Linked DNA regions of Homo sapiens: region 1 is linked to region 2. A link is a loop called in an ENCODE intact Hi-C map of the cell type or tissue named here. Cell type or tissue: endothelial cell of umbilical vein. All regions are shown on one strand.

Region 1 (2,500 bases), 56 kb before region 2:
TTGCCCCTTTAGTTAAAGAAGGAGCCTGCAAAGTCCATTTCTCTGTTTTCAGCCCTGTCAGTCACCCATTTAGGATGTTGGCAAAGTACTGCTTGAGCAGAATGTGTAAGAAAGTAATAATGAAAGCAAAAGTATGTCAGACAGTTACTTCTTCCACATGGTTAGAGGCATGTGATTTTCAGCACTGTGTGTTACAGAAATGTCAGGAATGGTGTATTATAACGTGTGCAAGATAATGTCAGTGTGCACAGAGGGTCTTTTTTCCTTATCTGATTAGTACTGTTAATGTTCAAAGAATAAAAATGGTTTTACAGTTTAGATTCTGAGATAGCAAAACCTGATTTTTCAACCATGACCTGCATGAGAGAAGCATCCTAGGAAGTCTTAGATCATACTTTTGAGTTTTTAATTTTAATTTATATAGTGTTTTTTTATGTCTTAATATTTTTGTGAACTGGTGTAAATTGTTAATGCATATAAGCTTGTGTATTTTTGTAAATAGTTTTGTGATTTATTTCTTGCCCCATATGTAAATATTTAGAGTCTCATTTCTTGCAAACTTATTTGAAGCTGAGTTGTGGGTTTGGGTTTTGTTTGTTTCTTTGGTTGCAGGGTGGGGTGGGGGGTGGCAGGGGAGGGAGGAAGGGATTTTTGTACCTGGAGATGGAGATATCTTGTGGTTTAAAGCAAATGTCCCACTGAAAGTGATTCAAATATCAACAGAATTATTTCAGGTTAAAACAGACTGCTTTGTGTATGTGTTTCCTTTTTGACCTAATATGAATTATAATGAGATAGTGGGGGTGATTGATTTGGGGAATTAGGACCAAAGGACACATGTTTTCATGACACATCCTGTTATGCCCAGGGGTACGCTATTTGAGGAAAGGGGTTAAGTGTCTCCTGTCGTTATCTATTTACCACCTTTTGCTGCCTGGCCAAATTTCCCCCAAGTCAAACACTGTTCCCTGTAGAGCGGTGGAGACCTCTTGATCCATCCTGGAGAGTCTGGGCTGACTTGCTGCTTCCTGCTCCTGAAGGAGTCCACACTCCGCTCTTGGAGCCTGGTTCCCGAGTGTGCACTTCTCAGGAAACTGAATCAGCTTATCTCAGGATCCTTCAAAGGGGATTCTGAATAAAACCATATCTTTACAGATTCCCAGGAAACATCTTGGACATCCTGTTTTCTCTCTCTTAAGGGTGAAATGACCATAAAAGAATCATGCCGCAGATGAGGCCACCTGTGGTGAGCTGGCTCGCAGCAAGCCCAGATCAAGTGTTAGTGAGACGGTGACTCTAGGTGTGAAGCAAGTACTGCAAGTGGCCCAGCTGCCCAGCAGGGCTCCAGAGTTTCTTCTGCTGCCACAGTTCTCAAAATAAATACTTCAGTATCAACCAGGACTTAAAGGTGAGGCGGGGAGGACCCTCAATATTCAGCTGTTGAATATTGGTTTTCCTATTGAGAGTCAAGTTGCAAATCATTCTTCATTTTGAGGTGTTAGGGCCCTATTTTTTTTTCTTGCCAGCAATAGGAAAAGTTGCCTGTTTATTCCAGATGGCCCTAGTAAGCCAACCGTCTTTTCTGTGCCTGCATACCACACTCCAGACCTCAGCAAAGATACAGCATCTGCTTTGGTAAGCGTCCTCAGACCTGAATAAGTGTTCCCATGGAAACTGCTCAGATGGGATGAAAGAAAAGATACAGCCGCAGCTCCACTGGGTCTTCTCAGTTTTCAGGACTCTGCTTTCCATGCCAACTATTTCATCACCAAACTTATGTTATACTGACAAAAATATGGTACCTACCTCTTAAAATGTGTATCACTGAGGAATCAGTAACACATACATTCTTGGTGGTTGAGATTTTAGTCATTTGTGGTTGTACAGGAAGAGGCACATTTTAAAGTAACACTGACTCCCCATCCAGTAAAACCTTGGGCATCTGGAAACACCAGAAATAAGACATTTTAGTTGGTCATGTTTTTCATACAGTTGACAGTGTACCTCTGAAAAAGTATAAGGTGTAATTTTATTTTAGACCCTTGAATCAAAATACTTCCAGAATGTATTTCCAACCACAAATTTTGTGGCCAGTGTAGTTTCATCACTTGTATCAATAGATTACTGCACCATGCATAACTTAGGGATATCCTCGGGGGCACACTGAGATAAAAGATCTGCGTTTATACCAAGTGGTTTAACACCAGTTCTTTTTATATTTTTATACCCCTTTTTTTCAGTTTCGTATGTCTTTGCTGCTGTCACTTTGTGTTACTGTCTAAGAACTACCTATAAACCCTCCTCTTCCTTTTTCTCTTTGTAATTCTAATCTGGGGAGCAAAAGTAGTTCTGAACTGGAGTCCTGAAAGGTTATCCTGAATCGTGTGGACTTTGTATTGTCTATTTTTTGTTACTCTGAGGCTCTTGTTTTCTCCTAGCAAAGGGCTTGGATAGCTGAGTCTCAGGAAGGAGATGTTAGTGTATAAGATGCTCAGAAGGG
Region 2 (2,500 bases):
CAACGGCCAGCAGACACTGATGCTCCGGGGCTCATGCTAAGGCTGATGACCTGCTCCCTTCAGAAAGTTCTATGAGCTTCTGGCCCTGGGAAACATCACCTTAGGGATACTATCTTTCAACCCTTCTTCCTCTTTATAAGTAAGTCTTCCTTGAATTCGCAGTTACCCTCCCTCCCGGGTATAGGGTCCCCCAGGAACCCCCACTTACTTATCTGTCCTGATCGAGAAACACAGAATGCCTAGACTGCTCTGTCACTTGGCCAGCTGCATGTCTTTTCCTGCAGGCCTGAGCCCTGGAAACATTCCCTGGCACTGAAACCCTGTTTAGGTTGTTACCTGAAATACTGAAAGATTAAACATGTTGCTAAACATGTAGGAATTAGCCCAACCTTGGGCCAAATAACTCCATAACCCAGAGCCCTTGCCGCAGACATACTTAAGCGGAGCACCTCTTTTCTTGCTGTCTGTCATGAGGACCAGTGCAGCGCTCTACATGTAAGTTCCCCTAATAAGTGCTTTGGAACTTGGTGATTTCTTCTTTGGAATCTCAACTGACCCCATTTGGGGATGGTTTGGGCAGTCCCTTGCAGGAATTCCCCTGCCACCATTCTGAGGGTGACTCCAGCTGCAGGTTCCACCAGGCAGAACACCGGGAAGCTGTGTCCCCAGTAGAACAACCTGGAAAAAGGCCTGTCAACCACTGAGCTGACTGCCTAATGGCAAACCAAGGTAGATCCCAGCTGTCCTGGGGAGTCAGATGACCCTGGCAGGCCTTTTCCTGTGCTGCCTGGGTGATTATAGCAATTTCAAGATAACCTTTAAAACATCATATCAAAAGGTCATCTGAAGGGCTTTGTCCCAGATGTCCATTGGCCATTTCCCATTCTGCATAGGGCCACCTGCTTCCTGCTCCTTCATGTGGCAGTTAACAAGGATAAATGAGACAAGGAGGAAAATGCTTGGGGCTATCTTTGCAGAATCCCAAGCAGGAATTTGCTCTGCCTTAAGTGGGAGACTTCATCCTGAAAACTCAATCACAGATGCTCAGAGATGATGGAAAATGCTGCTGTCCCGAGGCCCCGTGTATTCTGGACACCCCAGCTGTTGGAACCAAGATAGGCTTCCAATGGGGGTGCCGCTGCGGACTCCCTGAGCCACTGAGGTTGGGCAGGGCAGGCACAGTGCCACAAGAATGAGTCATTGGCCGGGGCACATGGGAGCTCACATCCTCCTGTACTCAGCTCTTTGGGGAAACAGCTTGCTGCTGATTTTCTGCACTGTTTCCTTCTTTATTTTTAAACATACTTGCATACATTCTTGTAGGCGAAGGCTTTGTGCCGTACTAGAAACGGGAAAATGTTTTCTAGGAGACTTCAGCCCAGATAGGAAAACTTTTTGCGTCTGGCAGATAGGAAAGGGTGGTTTACTTTTGATTTGATATTGGGACGCATTCCTGTGCGCTGGAATCATCCGCAGAAGTCATCCCTTGCTCAACCCAGGGTAACATCTGGATTCTGACTCAGTGTCCAACAAACCAGCTTTGTGGTCCAAATACAAACAAACTTAACTTTCTTTGCCTCAGTTTACTCTGCTATAAATCCCAGATAATATCCTCTGCTCCTCCAGCCCTGGGAGCCAATTGTAGGGATTCATGGAAAGAATACATGATACAAACATAAGTATAAATAAAATAAACATACGTATTCATAATCTCTCCTCAAATTGAAATTTAATGCAATATCCCATTAACCCCATTTTAAAGATGAAGAAAGAGAGGTAGAGATTATCTAAGACAAATAGCTAAAGGCCCAGTGGGCAATTTGCAGGGCAAGCATTGAGCTGACCAGCATGCAGCCTCTACTGTTTAGATTTCTTTTAAGGGTAAGTAAAATCCCCATCCTTGAAACCCTGGCTTCCAGTGTTGTGTGCCTATCAAGTCAAAAGGATTTTCAGGGACAATGGAGATGAAATTCTTTAATCAGGTTTTCGAGATCCGTTCTATTAATTATGCACTCATTAAGCACACATTAATTGAGGAACTACTATAGCCAAACCCCTGTGCTAGGAGCTGGACATAAAGCAGTGAAGAAGATAAACGCAGAGCCAGCCCTCCCATAGTTGATATTCTAGCATTTCCTCTTTGAAGCTAGGGTTTTTGCAGAACTGTCTGTAGAGGACAGACAGGGAGGAATGCTGTGGCTGGCCTAGGTAAGCTGAGCATCCTAGCTACTCTCTGCAGGACGCAGGGAAAGGCACTGACTTGAGCAAATCCTATTAAGCCTCATCAAGCCTGATACTTCTCTTCTTCCATCCTCTCCTGTGTCTGTGAATGGGAAGCTGTGTTGAGACATGATGAAAGCTTTTGGAAAAGACAGAGCTTCAAGTCCAGCAAAGTGGTTTAATCCCTTTGATAGGAAAACACAAGTGGAGAAAGACTCAAAAGAGGCAAAATCAAAGGAAGTTGTATTTCAGATGATGCGTTAGTGAATGTGACATCCAT

What was found. Peaks named below come from ENCODE experiments on the same cell type or tissue, not always from the same donor. Only the 100,000 strongest peaks of a DNase experiment are listed, where the experiment ranks them.
Region 1: it touches region 2 in a loop (5-fold over the local background); 8 of 110 quality-filtered maps call a loop at or near these places.

The regions. Positions count from the first base shown.
Region 1 is chr11:128,963,305-128,965,804 of GRCh38, reverse strand. It overlaps ARHGAP32 (Rho GTPase activating protein 32), which reads left to right. Exons shown (of 23, transcript NM_001378024.1): 23 at 1-745. Among named protein-coding and RNA genes, the nearest start is that of TP53AIP1, 22 kb to the right of the region's middle. In endothelial cell of umbilical vein, no CTCF peak of the experiment used is centred here; a DNase peak (open chromatin) is centred at 1,204; H3K27ac peaks cover 364 bases.
Region 2 is chr11:128,907,437-128,909,936 of GRCh38, reverse strand. The region is part of intron 1 of KCNJ5 (potassium inwardly rectifying channel subfamily J member 5); the gene reads right to left. Among named protein-coding and RNA genes, the nearest start is that of KCNJ5-AS1, 2.5 kb to the right of the region's middle. In endothelial cell of umbilical vein, no CTCF peak of the experiment used is centred here; a DNase peak (open chromatin) is centred at 1,226; H3K27ac peaks cover 516 bases.